2 separate regions of the Homo sapiens genome follow, and region 2 is linked to region 1. Evidence: chromatin loops called from intact Hi-C (ENCODE). Cell type or tissue: heart left ventricle. All regions are shown on one strand. Links, peaks and the distances in the headings refer to the core of each region. The heading gives the core; the rest is flanking DNA.

Region 1 (10,386 bases), core at 2,387-10,386:
ATGTGTGATATGTGGTGTAATGTGTGTGATACACATGCATGCATGCATGTGTACGTGTTGTGTCTGCATGCGTGTGTGGTATGATTGTGTGTGATGTGTGTGCATGCGTGTGTGGTATGATTATGTGTGATGTGTGTGCATGCGTGTGTGGTATGATTGTGTGTGATGTGTGTGCATGTGTGTGCATGTGTGTGTAGTATGATTGTGTGTGATGTGTGTGCATGTGTGTGTGGTATGACTGTGTGTGATGTGTGTGCATGTGTGTGTGGTATGACTGTGTGTGATGTGTGTGCATGCGTGTGTGGTATGATTGTGTGTGATGTGTGTGCATGTGTGTGTGGTATGATTGTGTGTGATGTGTGTGCATGCGTGTGTGGTATGATTGTGTGTTGTGTGCATGCGTGTGTGGTATGATTGTGTGTGATGTGTGTGCATGTGTGTGTCGTATGATTGTGTGTGATGTGTGTGATGTGTGTGCACGCATGTGTGGTATGATTGTGTGTGATGTGTGTGACGTGTGTGCATGTGTGTGGTATGATTGCGTGTGATGTGTGTGCATGTGTGTGGTATGATTGCGTGTGATGTGTGTGCATGTGTGTGGTATGATTGTGTGTGATGTGTGTGCATGCGTGTGTGTATGATTGTGTGTGGTGTGTGTGCATGCGTGTGTGATGTGCGTGATGTGTGTGCGTGTGTGTGTGGTATGATTGTGTGTGATGTGTGTGCATGCATGTGTGATGTGTGTGATGTGCGTGCGTGCGTGTGTGTGCACATGCTGCCTAGTTGTTCCAAGGCACATCCAAAAATTCGACCTGGCCAGGACAGCAGGGGTAGGCCACCAGGCTCACTCACAGCAGCTGGTGGAGAAGCAGTCCCGGGGCCCTGCCTGCCAGTGCCCTGAGCTGGGTGCCTGCTCTTCCGACCACTGTTTCCTTCACGTGTCGGGGCCTCCTGGAGTTTGGTCCATCCCTGGCAGGCTGGTGGGCAGGATGTGGAGCCGAGCCCCGGATTCGGGGGGCCCTGGTCTTCCCAGCCCCTCAAAGGTGGACCCAGTGATGACAGAGCGGCAATGCCCCCGTCCACTGTCCCCAGCCTGTCCTCCCCTTTGTCTTCCTCTAACTGAACACCTTCCTGGTGACACACTGCAAGCCAAGGCCCCAGGAGCAGCCTCTCCCTGCCACCCCGCTCCCACGTGTTCCTTGGCACGTGGTGCTCTGACAGTGCCCCCAGGCACCTGGGCAGGTCCCCACCCCCCTGTCTGTGCAGGCTTTCCTTTCCTGGGGCTCCCTCCCTCGCCTGATGCACCTGGCAGCTTCCTTTGCCCGCTCTGCCAGGGCTCTGCCAAGGCCGAGGCCCAAGGCCGTCTTCGCTGACTCCTCATTGTTGCCCATGCTGTATCCTCTGAGCAGTCCAGCCCCACACGTGTCCCTCTGGCCCTGCTGGTGCTGGCTCGGTGGCCAGTGCTAACTCGGCTGGCCTACCCTCGAGCTGCTCCCTGCTAGGGCAGAGTGGCCACGGTGGGTGTTCCCGTTACTGTGGCTGCAGAGCACATTCATTCAGCTCACAAAGTCTGTGGGTCAGGAATTTGGGCAGGACACAGAGGGAACGGCTTGTCTCTGTGTCATGACGTTTGGGGCCTCCACTGAATGACTCAGAGGCTAGGGCTCGAACATGGAGGCTGGGTCGCTGCCACGCTGGCTGTCTGGGGGGCCTTGGGTCCTCCCACATGGCTCTCTGCACTGTCTTGTCGTGTGGGCTGGCCTGGGCTTCCTTGCAGCGTGGTGCCTGGCTTCTTTCAGAATGAGTGTCCTGAAGGATAGAGGAAGATGGTCAGGAGACCCACGGGGTGGGCCGAGTGTCCAAGTCACGCTGTGCAGAGGACATAGGGATTTGTCGCTCAAGGGCATGTGATCTGCCTATCCCCAGAGCCTGATGCCAGGCTGGCCCCAGCAGGTACTCGGGAGACTTGTGGTGGTCTGTTGAGCTCATGTAGTCCCCATCACAGTCTCCAGATGAGGAAACCGAGGCCCAAAGAGTTGCAATCATTCACTCAAGGGCCTCAGCTCTGGGGACCCTCCCAACTGCACCACGCTGGCCCCCAGTGCCCAGAGACGAGAAGTCCAGGGACCCAAGGCCTGGGTGTCAGTGTTGACATCAGGCAGAGCTGGCCAGGCCCCTCTTGGGGTATGTGGAGAAATGCTTGAACTTTGGCAGGTTCCAAGCACAGAGCAGGGTCAATGCATACTTGTGATGAGCGTGTGTCCTTACAGTCATGCTCTGTCACCCGGTGACTCCCTCGTCCCCCACCAACTTCAGTCAGGGACAGCCTTAGGGATCTGTGGCAGTGTGGTACAGACTGCGGTGCAGACTGGGCCTGTTGCCTGCGGGCAGATCTCAGGATAAACAGGCGGCCACTGAGTGTAACTCCACTCTGATGAGTTACTCCCAGTGAAGTCCCCAGTGGCTCCTGTGGTCCCCAGGGTAAAGGTCACAGTCTTTAAAGGTGTAGTCTTTGAAGATCCCACCTGCTCCCTGTCCTCCTTGCCAGCCTCAAGTTGTCAAAGCCTCAGAGGTTCCCACACCCTGAAGTCAACCATCAGCAGAACAAGATGCCCACGCTCTGCAGGCTGCAGGGGTCGAGGCCAGCAACCTGGCTGCAGAGCCCAACTCCTTCGCACCTGGTCTTGGGCCCCAGGTGCTCTCCAGGGCTCTTGGGGTGAAGCCTAAATGCCTTGCTTGGCCTGAACTGGTCCCTCTCTACAAAGCAGCGCCTCTCACTCCCTCCTCATGGCCTGGGAATAACGGGAGAGGGGGAGATGAGTTAGGATGGAGGCTTTGACCGGGATGTAGATAAGCGTGGCTACCCCTGGGCGCCGCTGAGCTGCTCACCAGGCTCTCCTTGTGTGAGGCCAGGAGCCCACTGGGAAGTAACTTGTCGCAGTGGAAGAGAAAGTCATGTGGGTCAAGTGTGGTCACAGGCCAGCAAGCCTGGCTGGAGGGGAAGGGAGACTTGGGCAAGTGGAACATCAGCTTCAGTCGCTCATCAGACCTCTGGCCAGGGCCCCATTGGCGTCAGCCGCTCATCGGACCCCCGGCCGGGGCTCACGGCTCTGCCAGAGCACTGCACTGGGAAGGGGCTGGAGGGTCCAGCCGTACTCACTGGTCGCAACGGCCAAGAGGGGGAAGCAACCCAGGTCCACTGACAGAGTGGCTAAGCCAAGGGGGGCACGCACAGCATGGAGTAGTATTCAGCCCTAAAAAGGAAGGAGATTCTGACACAGGCTACAATGTGGATGAACCCTGAGGACACTATGCTCAGTGGTAGAAGCCAATCACAAAACGATGAATACTGCAGGGTTCCACTTCTGTGAGGTCCCTAGAGTCGTCAAATTCATAGAGACACAAAGTAGAATGGGGGTGCCAGGGGCTGGGGCATGGGGAATAGAGAGCTAGTGTGTGATGGGGACAGAGCCTCACTTGGGGGAGAAGAGAAGGTTCTGAAGATGGATGGGTGGTGATGGTTGTGCATTAATATGTATGTACTTAATGCAAGTAAATTGTACTCTCAAAGTGGATAAAATGGTAATTTATGTTACGTGTATTTTACAATTTTAGAAAAAAGATAATAAAAACTGGCTAAACTGCAAAAAGTCAGTAAGAAAATAAGAACAATTACATTTCCAACTTAAACGTCTTTCTGAACTGTTTTATTTTTTGAGGTAGATACTATTTATTATTTCTCATTCTACAGGTGAGAAATCTGAGCCTTGGAGATGAGAGATAACTCACCTAATGTTATATAGATAGGCAGTGGCAGGACAAAACTTTGGGCCATGTCTGACCACGACGCTATATAATTTGTCTTCTGTTCTAGAGCATTCTTGTGTATGTCAACCCATTCCTAAATCCCGCAGTACATACAACATATCAAGTTTGTTTTTTCTCCCTCCCTCTCATTGGCATTTACCATCTTTCTTGAATTTTGGATCGAATGTCTGAACAAGTTTGTAAAGCAGTAGTGCTGGCAGTTGAAAACTGAAAATCAGCATGTTCCAAACCACTCCTAATTCTCACATCACTAGCAAACACACATACACAGACACACTCACACACACACACCCCTTCCATCTTGCTGGCTCTTATTTCAATTAATAGTGTAACAGGAAACAATCTTCTATTAAGAAAGTCTACCAGAAAGTGTTTTCAAGTCTAGGAATTGCGACAGATATTTAGGGAGTCTGGTGTGTTTGTGTGTGTGTGTGTGTGTGTGTGTGTGCGTGTGTGTTTGAGATGAAGTTTCGCTCTTGTCACCCAGGTTGGAGTGCAGTGGCGCAATGTCAGCTCATTGCAACCTCTGCCTCCTAGGTTCGAGCAATTCTCCTGCCTCAGCCTCCCAAGTAGCTGAGACTACAGGTGTGGGCCACCACACCCAGCTAATTTTTGTATTTTTAGTAGAGACAGGGTTTCATCATGTTGGCCAGGCTGGTCTCGAGCTCCTGACCTCAGGTGATCTGGCCACCTTGGCCTCCCAAAGTGCTGGGATTACAGGCGTGAGCCACTGAGCCCAGCCAACTCTGGTGTTTTTTGTTTTTGCATTTTTTTTTTAACATGAGAAAACACTGAAATGGGTTTTCTGGGTTTTCCAGTACAAGTCTCAGATTGAGACAAAAAAAAAAGAGTAAAATTATTCTGCACACCTAAAGTAATAGGTTGTCTTCTTTAGGTGAGTGAGAGAGAGAGAGAGAGAGAGCGAGAGAGCTGCTTGAAGGCACTAGCAGGCTGCCAGCATCTGAAGAGCTCCTGGACCAGGGTCTCAGGAATGACACAGGCCTGGGGTGGCCTGATGTTTGGGGCTGTTTCCACCTCAGAGACATTTGGTGATTCGGGCGGACACTGGGGCCCTGGGCGATGTTTTTGACGGAGTTGGTGGGGGGTGTGCGCTGGTAAATGTCTCCCTTTGCTTGGGACCCCAGAGGCCTTGGATCCCAGCAGCCAGGGTGAACTGGGAAGAAAAGGAGCACAGGGCAGGTGTGACTCGGGAACAGCACTCAGATGCCGGAGTTGATCCATGAAGGTTCAGCGGACTGAGTGCGCCTACTATGAAACAAATGCTTGTCAGGTCAGACAAGGAGAGTCAAGTCCGATGATATCTTGTTTATGAGCCGCATCTAGAGCGTAAGGATGGAGCAGGGAGGAAGGGGGAAGGTTGGAGGAAGACGCATCCACAGGCCCTGGCCAAGGGAGGCGGGAGCTGGGCTGACGGGGGAGCAGCCTGTGGGCCCTGAAACCCTCCCTGCTCTCCTTGCCAGCACCTGCTCATCCTCAATGTCCCTGTCATTCCCTCAGTGGGTACGTTTTCAGTGCCTTCTCTGTGCTAGGTGCCTGGTACCAGGTGTCACGGATTCAGAGTGGACAAAATGGAAAAACACCACAATCTTCCTCCTCGTTGGGGAGACAGACAAACTGTACATAAATAAATGATCGTGCTCCTTTCGGGGAGAGATAAGAGCCAGGTGGACATAAACAGGCCTTGTCTTCTGCCCCCACCAGACAGGGCACGTCCAAATTAGCACCCTGTCTGCCTCCCTCACCTAATTTCCTCCCCTCCTACCCCCATGCAAATATAGCCACTGTGCCTTGGGCTGCAGCTGCCGTCCCCACTCTGTCTGCACACTGGGAGCCCCTCGAGCATGGACAGGATCTTGGGGCTCTGAATTTCCAGTGCCCAGTGACCGTGGCAGGATATAAGGCTTTAGTTTCCCGAGGACAGGGGCTGGACCAGCTGTTTTCAGGCCTTTCCCGCTCCTGCAGCGCCCCCTGGTGTGGGGGGACCAGTCTCTGCAGCCACCGCGGACCCCACACCCCACAGCCAGAGGGTCCTCGCATCCTTCCTGATGACCAAGTTCCCTCCCACGGGCTCACACCCGACCGCTGGAACCCTTGCTTCCCTTGGACCATGAACAGTATAGAGGAGACGCTCTCATTCTCCATTAGTGGGTCAAATGGTTTCAGTCACTTTGGGAAATGGTGGTTTGTGGTTTTTTTAATTAAATTAATTTTTTTTTTTTTGAGACAGGGTTTTGCTCTGTTACCCAGGTTGGAGGACAGTAGCGTGATCACAGCTCACTGCAGCCTTGAACTCCTGGGCTCAAGTGATCCTCCTGCCTCAGCCTCCTGAGTAGCTGGGACTACAAGGCACGAGCCACCGTGCCTGGCTAATTTTTGTATTTTTAGTAGAGCCGGGGTCTCACTATGTTGCCCAGGCTGGCCTCGAACTTCTGGCCTCCAGTGATCCTCTGGCCTAGGCCTCCCAAAGCCCTGGGAATACAGGCATGAGCCACTGTGCCTGAATCTGGATAACTTCTCAGCACATAAAAGGAGTCTTCTTAGAAGGATAGTTTTGTAAGTTCTGTATCAACATCCCAGGGCACGATTAGGAACAAAGCCCCATTGGAGCCCACGGGAATGTCTGTGTGGTGTTTGACTGAACCTTAGGTTGGACTCAACTGGATTGGGCGTCTGACTTTCTCACCCACTGGCCTGCCCAGCTCTTGGGAAAGAATCACATCTTGTTTTTCTTTGTGTCCTAGTCTTCCCATGGTGCTTGATTTCTGAGCCAGCCCTTAGTCTGACTGAATTCTCCTGTCTGCCTTTCTGTCTCGCATTCCTTATGGAGTGCCTACATTTTGTGTAGTCGTTCATTCACTCAGTCACTCTGACAATCGCTTATTGCACAGATATGTGAGTGTACCAGGGATGTGCTACCTGCTTGCTGAGCATGCAGCCAAGTGGATGCAGCTAACATCCACTTGTTACTCCAGGTGAGTAAGGCAGACAGTCATCAGATAATGACACAAACACATTTCACAAACTGTAACAAGCGCTATGAAGGGGACAGTTCATATGTCCCCTTTCCATATCCTCATATGAAAGATGCTATGGGGCATCTTTCGAGGTCAAGGGAAGGCTGCAGGGGAGTGAGCAAGGGGGCAGGAGCCACCTCAAGCCAGAGAACAGAAATTGGGCTTTATTCTAATATGAAGAGAAGCTAATGAGAGCTTTAGGCAAAGCCCAATATGTCTGATTTATGTTGTTTAAAGACCCCTTTGGCTGATGTGTTACATGCGGGAGTGGCTTGGAGCGGGGAAGGGGAAGCAGGAGACCACTTAAGAGGCTGTTGAGTGGCCCAGGAGAGATGCCAGTGGCTTGGATGGGTTGGGTAGCAGTGGGGATGGACAGAGCACTGGGAATATGCATTGTGGGAGTGCCAAGGTGGATAGGTGGATATTAGTTCTTTTTTCTTTTTTTTCAGACAGAGTCTTGCTCTGTCGCCCCGGCTGGAGTGCAGTGGCGTCATCTCCGCTCCGACTCCCGGGTTCACACCATTTTCCCGCCACAGCCTCCTGAGTAGCTGGGACCACAGGCGCCCACCACCATGCCTGGCTAATTTTTTTTTTTTTTTTTTGTATTTTTAGTAGACAGGGTTTCACCATGTTAGCCAGGATGGTCTCGATCTCCTGACCTTGTGATCCGCCTGCCTCAGCCTCTCAAAGTGCTTGTGAACTACCGCGCCCGGCCCCTAATTACTGCTTTTGAATGTTAACTTTAAGTGAAAAATCTTTTAGCAATGTTTTGTTATGTAAGGATATTTTCATATTCAGTGACTATGTCATCGAAACACATGAATTACTTATAGGGGTACCAGCAGTTGCTGAATATTAAATGTAGGTTACTTGTTCTTTCAGCTTCTACATTCAGAGTTCCTTAATTTGTCGTCAATGAACCACCTGAATAAAAAACGTAAATATGTGACAATGAAGGTCCACGAAAGCTAGGTGCAAGATTACATGATCAGATTCTTCACAACACACAGCTAAATGAAAATACAGCTACTCTATGAACCTCAAAGATCTTTGATGACACTGCAAATGACACAAAAGCAACCTAAGCTGTATGCTTTTTTAGCATCTACTATTTAGGAGGGCCACCTTATAAAATAGATTTGAATCTCAATAAAAGTCTACTGTATCCGCAGGAAAATCCTAATACCATTCACTCACACAAATAATTTAACTATCCATTTCGAGAGGAAAGAAATATACCATGCTCTGGACGGGCGCGGTGGCTCACGCCTGTAATCTCAGCACTTTGGGAGGCCGAGGCAGGTGGATCACGAGGTCAGGGGATCGAGACCATCCTGGCTAACACAGTGAAAACCCGTCTCTACTAAAAAAAAATACAAAATACAAAAAAAATTAGCCGGGCATGGTGGCAGGCGCCTGTAGTCCCAGCTACTCAGGAGGCTGAGGCAGGAGAATGGCGTGAACGCGGGAGGCGGAGCTTGCAGTGGGCCGAGATTGCGCCACTGCACTCCAGCCTGGGCGACAGAGCATGACTCCGTCTCAAAAAAAAAAAAAAAAAAAAAAAAGAAAAGAAATATACCATGCTCTGAAATAGAAGCTACAGCTTTTCACATTAGCTCTCTAAAGGAGGTATACTCAAGCCCCTTTTCTTTATCCCACTACTAAAAAAGCACATGAGCAGTACGTCTATTTCAAACACACACAAGGAAATACGTAAAGCTCTTTTCAGAAGGAAATCATTTCCAATAAAACTCAAAATTTCTATTAACATTTAAATTATAAACCAAACATTGGCAACCCACATATATATATACACACACACACACATATGTTTGCTATGGACAAATGAAGACTGTGAGGTCATACTTTCAAATACAACTTTGGAATTAGTCACAAAAAATCAACATATATTCTCAGAAATTGTACCATTTCCTTTGGTCTACAATCCACGCTATAGGAGGTTTAATATAATATTAAATAATGTACCATTTACCCTAAAAGTAGGTTCTAGAAAACTGACTATTAGGATTGAATAACAAGGCTTTAATGGCTCAATTTTCTTATGATTATACAAACATATAAATCTTGAAAAGGTAACGCCATTTAGTAAAATCCATAAAAATAACAGTTTTGCCACAGTGCAGAGAAAAGTTCATTCAGTTTGATTCCCCATGCCCTCGACAAGCAGCTTTCTGATTAGAGCTGGAAGACACAGGCTGGGTGCAGTGGCGACCCCGTAGTCCCAGCTACTGGGGAGGCTGAGGTGGAAGGATCACTTGAGCCCAGGAGTTTCCGAACAGTCTGGGCAACATACCAAGACCCTGTCTCTTTTTTTAAACTTGGAAGACATAAAGTCTATACATTCTACACTGAATCATGAATATACTACGGAGAGTTTGTAGAAAGTAAACTTTAAAATCCCACACTCCAACATCATATATGTCCATAAGCAGGATTTGCAATTCACTTCATACTGGAGGTAAGCACCCCAGCTGGGGTCCTCTTGCCGCAGTGGTCAGGCCGTCAGAGCTGAGGCCTTTCACTGCAACAAGGGAAGTAGTCTTCGGTCCGAAACAGGACGGGGGCTTCGTAGCCGGCTTGCTGTGGCCTCGAGGGAGCAGACTTGCTAAAGAGCGAGGGCACGTTCATCGTGTGCAGGAGCTTCTTGAACGCCCTGGGGAAGGTGCCCAGCTCGGCCTCGGCCTTGGTGACCTGCTCCTCCATCCTGGCCACGCGGCCCCCCACCATCCTCACGAAGGCCTCCAGCCGGTCGATCCTGCTGTAGATGCGCCGCATCTCGGCGGCCTTCGCGTGGATGCGCGGCACGCCCTCGCTGACGACGTGGGACGAGTCGCCGCGAAGCATGTCCAGCATGCCCACGAACTCGTCCACTCTGGTAAGCAGGTCCTCTAGGCTCGCGTCCAGGGCCTCGACCTCGGGCCGCGCCCCGGCCCCGGGCAGCAGGCAGGCGGCGTAGCCCGCAGCGGCGCGGCGAAGCAGCGGCAGGTCGCGGCCCGGCGCGCCGTCCTCCGCGCCCTCGTCCTCCCACGGCCCCGAGGCGCTGCTGTGGCTCTGGGAAACAGTGCCACTGTCCCCGCTCCAGGCGGCGCCCTGCGGCTCGGCCTCTTCCGCGAGCCCCTCCGGCAGCGCTCCGCCATCCGAAAAGCTACCCTCCATGGCCCGCGACCACCCGACTGCGCAGCGCTCGCTTCCGGCCTCCGCGCGCTCACGCTCACGCACCCGCACACGCACGCACGCGCGCTCACGCCTTTGCTTCCGGCGGCCTGCGAGGGCGTCTGTTCACGCGCATCCACCTTTGTTTCCGGCCTCCCAGCGCGCTCACGCTCACGCATGCGCGCTCACGCTCACGCATGCGCGCTGCTGTTTTCTCACGCCCGAACTCACATTCAACCTTTTTTTTCTTTTTTAAGCGAAGGTATAGCAGGAATACAATACAGTGCATACATTTTAAGTGTGCACATTGATGACTTTGTACACATCCATACAACCATGCATCTTCTAT
Region 2 (8,728 bases), core at 1-8,000, 52 kb before region 1:
CCTGTGGTGGTGAGTCCTGGGCTGTGCTGTGATGTGTTCGCTGCCATGTCTGTCTTCCCCACAATGATGGGCCCCTGAATTCTCTATCTCTAGCACCTGTGCTCAGTAAAGGCTTGGGAAACCAGGCTCAAAGCCTGGCCCAGATGCCACCTTTTCCAGGGTGCTTCCGGGGGCCACCAACCAGAGTGCAGCCTTCTCCTCCACCAGGAACTCTTGCAGCCCCACCCCTGAGCACCTGCACCCCATTACCCATCTTTGTTTCTCCGTGTGATCTATTTCTGTTTGCTTACTTCTCTATTGCCTTTACTCCCCAACAGGATGTCAGCCTCAGAGCAGGAGCCTAGCCTAGGACAGAGCTTGGTACGTGGTAGGTGCTCAGCCAACATTTGCCAATTGGTGTTTGTCTGTAACTTATCCCTACCCTCCAACTGTGGGCTCTCCAAGGATCCTGGGATGGGGTGAGTACTTATGCCTAGTGGAGCTCTCACAACGTGCCTGGGCATCCCATCTCACCCCACCCTAGACCTTAGAGCTGAAAGGCCCTGGATGCCCTCCCAATCTAACCTTTATATAAGAGTGGAGACCCAAAGCCCAGAGAGGGTGAGTGGTGTGCCAAAGTCACACAGCGGAAGCAGCCTGACACCCATTCTCCTGGCTTCATGCCTACTGATCTCTCATCTCTTTCTGTCTCCTCTTGTCCTCCCTTGGTAAAGTATTTTCTTTCCTGAAGCCACCCACTTCTGCTAAATTTTACCCATCCAATAGACAGAAGGCAAGGGCTTTCATGTCGGGTAGTCACTCAAACTTGGGTCTAAATTCTGCTTTTCATACCTCCCAGAAGAAGGACCTGGGCCAGTTAGTTCATTTTTCTCTTTCTTTCTTTCTTTCTTTCTTTCTTTCTTTCTTTCTTTCTTTCTTTCTTTCTTTCTTTCTCTTTCTTTCTTTCCTTCCTTCCTTCCTTCCTTCCTTCCTTCCTTCTTTCTTTCTTTCTTTTTTGAGATAGAGTTGGATCCCGGCTCACTGCAACCTCCGCTTCCCAGGTTCAAGCCGTTCTCCTGCCTCAGCCTCCCAAGTAGCTCAGATTACAGGCATGTGCCATTAGGCCTGGCTAATTTTTGTATTTTTAGTAGAGACGGGGTTTCACCATGTTGGATAGGCTGGTCTCGAACTCCTGACCTCAAGTAATCCACCCACCTCGGCCTCCCAAAGTGCTGGTATTACAGGCGTGTGCCACTGCGCCCAGCCAAGTTGGTTCATTTCTTTTAAACTGTTAATTGTGAAATACACATAACATAAAATTTACCATCTCAACCATTTCTAAGTGTACAGTTCAGTGTCAAGGACATTAACATCGTTGTGCAACCATCACCACCGTCCATCTCCAGGACCTTCATCTTGCAAAACTGAAACTCTATTCCTGTTAAACATTCACCCCCCATTCCCCTCCCTCCGCCGTCCTTGGCAACCACCATTCTACTTTCTGTTTCTATGAATTTGACTCTTTTAAGGACTTCATATAAGCGGAATCATGCAGTCTTTGTCCTTTTGTGACTGGCTTGTTTCACTTGATATAAGGTCATCAGAGATCATCCATGTTGGAACATGTGTCAGACTTTCTTTCCTTTTCAAAGCTGCATCATATTCCATTGTAGGATAGAGCACATTTTGTTTACACATTCATCCGTCAATGGACACTTCGGTTGCTTCCACCGTTTGGCTTCTAGGCATAATGTTGCTATGGTTCGTTTCTTCTTTTCTTTTCTTTTTTTGGGGGATGGGGGCAGAGTCTTGATCGTCACCCAGGCTGGCATGCAGTAGTGCAATCCCAGCTCACTGCAGCCTGGACCTCCTGAGCTTAGGAGAGCCTCCTGCCTCAGCCTTGGGAGTAGCTGGGACTACAGGCACGCACCACCATGCCCAGCTAATTTTTATATTTTTTATCGACATGGGGTCTCACTGTGTTGCCCAGGCTGGTCTCCAACTCCTGGGCTCAAGCGATCCTCCCACTTCAGCCTCCCAAACTGTTGGGATTGCAGGTGTGAGCCACCACGCCCAGCCTGGTTCTTTTTTTCTTAAGCCTTATTCCTCACTTGCAAAATGGTGTTCCTGTCCTCAGGTGTATACATGATTCACTTTGCCTGTCATCTGCTTAACAAGGGGCCTTATCAGCAGAGTTAAATTACTAGCGTCTGCTGGGTGCCCACTGTCTGCCAGGTGAGCTTCTGCAGACTACCTGTATTTATACATCAATCCCTCACTGCCCTATGAAGTGGGTGCCACTGTTATCCCATGTTATGGAAGCAGAGAGAAATACCAACCTTGCCTCAGGTCACAAAGCCAGGGAGTGGCAGAGCTGGGACAACAAGTCAGGCCACTGGCTCCAAAGCCTGGCCGCCCAACCACATACTCTCCATATGACTGGGCTTCTTGTATCCACAGCACCTAACATGTGCTTGTGAGTTCACGGGGGAGCATTCTCCCAGCCCACATCCCGAGCCTGTGCAGCTGGCTGTCTCTGCTGCTCTCAGTGGGGGAGAGTGGGCCACCCCAGGGGCGAGTTCCGGCTGCACTGGGGAGAAGATGAAGGAAAGCACTAGAAGGCTCTGCAGTTCCTGTCCCGGCTTTTGGAAAACAAACACCACTGCCACCAAAACCTGTTCAGGAATTATGTGAAAATTCCTATTTCACACATCTTTTTTTGAAAAACAAATGCTAGAAAGACACATTCTGTCTAGTTGACATGATCAAGAAGAATATCAAACAGCATTCACAGGGAATCCATTTGATTCACCGCAAAGAAACACCAACATCCATAACTTCATTTATTTCTGCAGTGGAATGGAGGGAAGGCTGGCTGTGATGCCGCGGAGGCCTTGCCTTGGGGAGAAATTGCTGTCAAGTCACCACACCTCCTGTCTGTGGCTCGATTTATAGCATTTCAGGGACTACTGGAATTTCTGCCTTGAAACCATCTGGCCTAATTACTCCTGTGGCTGGCATGGGGCCTGGTATTGTTCTTGATTTTGAGGCGAAGGTGCTGGTGGCTCCTTAAAAGAGCCCTTTCCGGTGCCACCCCAAAACTGCAGCCACCTTCTAGGCAGCTTCAGTGTTGGCTGGGACAATTTCAGCCAGCGCCAGGCTTGGAGAAATCAACAGATTCTTTGCATCCAGGAAACAAATAAACAAAACAAACTTCTTTGCCCCTAGGAGGGTTTGCAGGTCAGGATGACAGCAGAGCGTGTAATTATGATGATTATTTTCTGCACAGGGGAAGGAAACAAAGGGCTAGAACTACCTGGTAACTGACAATAGCTCTTGTTTCTGGAGCACCTACTATGCGCCAGGCACTTATTGACCCTCTAACCTGCTTAGTAATCTCTTGGGCCCCTTACCCCCTTTGTCAGATGAGGAAACTGAGGCTCTGAAAGAGACCGGTGAGTTGCCCAAGGTCACAGATCAAGTAAGCAGCAGAGGCAGGATTTGAACCCAGCTCTCGCCTGTTTAGAGAATGACCTGCCAAGATTTTTGGAGGGGCTGAGCCAAGGATCTGGTGCTGGGGCCTGTGACGGGGAGCCCAGGGACCAGAATTAAGGTTGGGGGTGTCTTAGTTGGAGTCCCTAGAAGCCTTTGGACGAGGATTCAGTGCAGTTTATTACAGAGACAGGGTCTGCAGAATATGACCCCCCAAAGAAGTGTACCTCCTAATCCCTGGAACCAGCGACTATGTTACCTTACCTGGCAAAAGGGACTTTGCTGATGGGATTAAGGCTATGGATCTTGAGAAGGAGAGATCGTGACCCCCTGCTTTATAACCTCCCTTGGCTCCCCATCGTCCCCACAGTCCCAGGCTCCCTGCTTTCCTAGCGCAACCCTCCATCCTGTCCCTATAGACACCCCAGCCTCCAGATGTACCCAGGTACTTACACTTCTCTCAATGGGACATGCTTGTCACACCTCTCTGCCTTTGCAAATGCTGGTCCCACTGCCTGGAAAGCCCCCCGCCACTCTGCTTAACAACTGTTTTCTCCAGTGTGTCCTCTTTCTGGAAGCTTACCTTGTGTTCCCCCAGGTGGGTGAGGGGGTCTCTCTTGCAATGCTCCACTGCTAGCCCTTTCGGGCCCCCACCCCAAGGTGCCGCACTGGACAAATATGTTCTACCCACCAAGCTATGGGCTCCTCTGGGGAGCAGCTTTGCCTGCCACAACTTCGCTTCCCGGGCACCCAGCCCAGGGCCTGGCACACAGGACGGCTCAGGGAAGGACTCTCCTCTGCAGAGCAGGAGTCATGGGAAAGGCACGCATTGCTGCCCACGGCCCAGCCACTGCCCTCTCAGACCTGGCTATTTTTATTTCTTTTCCCTGCAGAGCTCAGGCCTGTGGGGCAGGTTCTCAGACCAAGCAAGTGAGACCTGCCAGATGGACTGAAGACATCTGCTGATGCTGCCCCAGCCACAGGCCAGCAGGAGTGGCCGTAGGGGCTCCTCCTCTAGGGCACAGCCCCAGACCTCAGCCAGGGAGCTTGCTACAGGCTCAGAGCCACCAGGCACCGCAGGCGCTGATGCATCCCAATGCTCAGGTCCAGCTTTGCCATGTTCTTGCTGTATGCCCAGAAGTAAATCACGTCACCTTCTTGTCTCCTTGTCTTGGCACATAGTAGGTGCTTGTAGGTGGCACTTTCTATGCTGGACCCTCTATCCTCATCAGCTTCATAATTCTCAGCTTCAGTGACTGTGCCTGCAGTAAATGAGCAGCTGCTCGGCACTGTGCTAGGTTCCCCACTTTATGAATGAGGCAATTGAGGCTCAGAGAGGCTAAGTAACTTGGCTAAGGTCACACAGCTGGCTGGTGGCAGAGCCAGGAGTTAACCCTGGGTCTTTGGACCCCACAGCCCAAGTTCACAGCCAATCGGCTTCATGACTATGGCCCCTGTGATGATCCAACCCCAAGGAAGCTGCAGCCTTGCTCCAATCCCTCCAACGATACAGCATGACAGGTGCACAGAGCTGTCTCCGTGAGGTCCCCTTATTTTGTGGACAAGCCATAGGGAGGAATGTGGCTACTCACATGAGAGGGCCCCTGCCTTCCTCCTGGAGCCACCTGGAGTCACCACACCAGGCAGCTCATCCCTGCTTGGTGACCCAATGTACAGAAAGAGCAGAGCCTTGTCCTAAGTCACACAGCATGGGAGTGACACAGCCAGAACTGGAACACAGGCCAGCCCTGTCCTGCCCTGCCATACAAGAAAGGTGGCCTGCCTGCACCTTGTCAGAAGACCCGAAAGCATTGCTGAAATTCCAGTTCCTAAATCTATGGCTTGTGCATCTCTATGGTTCCATCCCCACCACTGCAACCCCAAGGATCCTAGGACAAGGTGTGGAACAAGGATGGACAAATACATGAAAGAATTCTTCAACTCCTCTGACATTGCGTTATTACTGATTTGAATCTGGACTCATAAAGTAAGGACGTTCAGTATGTCTAAATTCTGTGACACCTTGAGGTCCCTCTTGAATGGGAGGCTCCGCAGTGAGAGTCAGGAGACTTCTTTGAATTCGAGTTGTCACACGTACCAGCTGTGGGACACCTGAGAAGTTGCTTAACCCCTCTGAGCCTGTTACCTCATCTGTAAGCTGATTCTACCCTGGAGGAGGATGAAAGTGTGATAAAACCGAGGTAATAAAACCTACCATACAGGTCATAGGGCGAATGAAATCAGAGGTAAAAGCACCTGCAGATAAGGACAAAATCACAGCAGCCCTAAAATGCACCAGGCCCTGTTTCTGTATAGATATTGTGCGGGCTTGTCCTGGAGCCAGACTGTCTGGGTTCAAGGCCTGGCTCAATTGATCACTAGCTGTGTGACCTAAGGCACATCAGTTTGAGCTCTCTGGTCCTCAGTTTCCTTATCTGTAAAATGGAGGTGATAATATGAACTACCTCACGGGGTTGTGATGAGAATTACAACCTAGAAGCTTTACATGGAGCTTCTCCATGTAAAATGATTAGTACGGTGCAGGACCGGTCAGCTGTCAACAACATCAATAACACTAAGGAACAGACCCAGAGAGAAACAGCTTGGCCACAGTCACCCTGCTAAACTCCAGGATCCGTCCACCATCACACACAAGCCCACCAGCTGCACTTAGAAACCACCCACCCTCGGGGAGTGAGCCAGGCTGAGCAGTGGGCCCCTGAGACAGCTGGGGTGTTGGGGTGCTCCATCCTTGGGCCAAGCCAGGCCTGGGGACTCTGTTATCAGCACCACATTTAGTGCCTCGAAATGGGTGTGCCCCTATTGGTCCATACTGGGTGCAGCTGCTTTTGCCCATGCTGGGTAGTAAGCAGAGGGAGACCTGGGAAGAGAGTGGGGGTGGGGAGAGGAAGGGGAGCACACAGAGGCAGCAGCTGCTCAGAAGGGGCATCCCCACAACCGCAGCTGCACCCAGGTATGGGCCCCATCCTGTTAGAGGTTCAAACTCCGAGAGGGCCCCCGATACCCTGCTCTGGATGGCCGAATCCCTTGACTAGAATCACGGAGACCCAATGGCAATTCTAGATGCCAGGGTGTTGGTTAACAAAGCCCTTCCTCCCAGAAAATTCTCTTCCCAGCAAGAATGGGCAGCAAATTAGTGATTCTCCAGGCATTTGTGTGTGGGCTGGGAACACCTCTTCCTAGTGTCGGGCTTGTAGTGGGGGCCTGCTGGCCGTCACTTGCTACTGGTGCTCATCATGACAAGAGAGATTTCCTGGGAAGCTAAAGCATCACTGGAGCTTTGCATGATGAGTAGGCCTGTCCCATTTATTTGGCATGGCTTCGGCATCCAGCAGGCATGGGGTTCTGGGTGACCCTCCCTGATGCTTTGGGGTTCAGGGGTTCATGCACAGCTCACTTCTAAAGCTGTGACAGCTGAGGTGATCCTTGCACCGAGGAGCAGGCAGGCCATGGGGGATGGAGGGGGCAGGTCAGGCACTCAGCAGGTGCCATGGGAGTCAGAGCTAAATTCAAGTGCTGACTCCACTGTGTGACTTTGGGCAAGACACTTACTCTCCCCGAGCCTCCTTCCTCTTTTGGAAAACGGCATGACTCATGGCCCTGGAAAGGTTCATCAGAGTCTGCGACCAGCTTAACAGAGGACTGAACATTTTCCTCCCATCCCAGAGGCAAGGGGCCCTTTCCCACCCAGCTCTGGGAACCAGGTCCACTGGATCACTGAGGATGGAAGCCCAGGAGCTTGGGAGGGGCCTCCTGGATGGCAGGCTGAGCACCAGGACAATGTCTGGAGCATGTGAGCTGAGAGTGAACTTGGGGCATGTAGCCTGAGCCTACGGTCCTGCCCCAGCCAGCTCCTTCTCCCTCAGCAGGGGATCTTGTAGAAGGAAGGCTGGGTCTCTCCAAGGGCAGGGGGCATGAGGATAGGGAGACCGACAAGCTCAGGGTCATAAAAGGAGAAGCCGGAAGCCTCTGATGGGCCCAGAATCATCTCAGAGACGAGGCCGGGGCGGAAACGGTGTCCTTAAAACCCTGAACTTTGGACTGTGCCCACAATTGTTCCTTGTTAGCTGTGCCTGTGTCCCTTTATAACGAACAGGGTGGGTGTCCTCAGGGTGGGGGGAGGGGAGCTGGTGCAGTAATGGGGGCAGGGACTCCCAGTGGAGGACAGAGTGGCGGCTGGCTAAGGACGAAAGGAAGGGGCCCCGCCCAGGCCCGTGGGAGGCAAAGGGAGGTCGGAATGCCAGCTGAGCCCTGAGAAGTTCTCCACAGCTTAACAGTTGCCAGTGACCTGCTGGTCCCCCGGGGCTGCTCACGAGCTGCCTGCTCTGGTGCCATGAGGCTGAGCCCATCCAGACCTCTCAGGGCAGGTGTTCCCAGCAGTGGGACAACTCATCATGACTGACCGGATGAGTTGTCCCACCAGACTCATGAGTGAGGAGGGAATAGGGGTGCGCCCGCCGTGCATTGGCCATCTCCCTGGCCCGGGCGGGCGGCAGGGGGACAGGCCACCCCCAAACACTCATTCCAAAGACGGTGGACTTAGCTCTGGGGAGAATTACTCCAGCAGGGACCTCAAAGAGAGAGGGAAAGAATCCTCACCTAAAAGGAATGTGCCGGTTGATTTTATGTATCAACTTGGCCAGGCTCCAGTCACATTTATTCAATCAAACGCTAACCCAGGTGTTGCTGTGACGGTGTTTTGTAGCTGTGGTTGACATCTACCATCAGTTGACTTTAAGAGAAGGGATTCCCCTTGGTGTGGGTGAGCCTCGGCCGGGCAGTTGAAGGCCTTCAGAGCAAAACTGAGGTTTCTCTGAAAAAGAAAAGAATTCTGCCAATCATGCAGCATCAGCCTCTGCCCTGGAGTTTCCAGCTTGTAGGCCCCCCACCTGCAGATTTCAGACTTGCCGAGTCAGACCTCACAATTGTGTGAGCCAATTCTTTGAAATTAGTCTGTTTTCAGGCCGGGCGCGGTGGCTCACGCCTGTAATCCCAGCACTTTGGAAGGCCGAGGCGGGCGGATCACAAGGTCAGGAGATCGAGACCATCCTGGCTAACACGGTGAAACCCCCTCTCCACTAAAAATACAAAAAATTAGCCGGGCTTGGTGGTGGGCGCCTGTGGTCCCAGCTACTTGGGAGGCTGAGGCAGAAGAATGGCATGAACCCGGGAGGCGGAGCTTGCAGTGAGCCGAGATGGCGCCACTGCACTCAAGCCTGGGCGACAGAGCAAGACT

What was found. Peaks named below come from ENCODE experiments on the same cell type or tissue, not always from the same donor. Only the 100,000 strongest peaks of a DNase experiment are listed, where the experiment ranks them.
Region 2: a loop joins it to region 1, with 3 times the contacts of the local background. A loop is called at or near these places in 73 of 110 quality-filtered maps.

The regions. Positions count from the first base shown.
Region 1 is chr4:6,715,864-6,726,249 of GRCh38, reverse strand. BLOC1S4 (biogenesis of lysosomal organelles complex 1 subunit 4) reads right to left here and starts at 10,076. Exons shown (of 1, transcript NM_018366.3): 1 at 8,586-10,076. The coding sequence starts at 10,040. The coding sequence ends at 9,387. RefSeq lists enhancers at 9,035-9,674, 10,157-10,356 and a silencer at 9,827-9,876. In heart left ventricle, for the core only: CTCF peaks have their summits at 5,627, 5,839 (motif pointing left) and 10,060; DNase peaks (open chromatin) are centred at 5,819 and 10,149; H3K4me3 peaks cover 2,400 bases; H3K27ac peaks cover 1,066 bases.
Region 2 is chr4:6,767,025-6,775,752 of GRCh38, reverse strand. LOC105374367 (a long non-coding RNA gene) reads right to left here. Exons shown (of 2, transcript XR_925101.3): 2 at 8,114-8,305. Among named protein-coding and RNA genes, the nearest start is that of KIAA0232, 11 kb to the left of the region's middle. In heart left ventricle, for the core only: no CTCF peak of the experiment used is centred there; DNase peaks (open chromatin) are centred at 4,364 and 4,464; H3K27ac peaks cover 2,519 bases.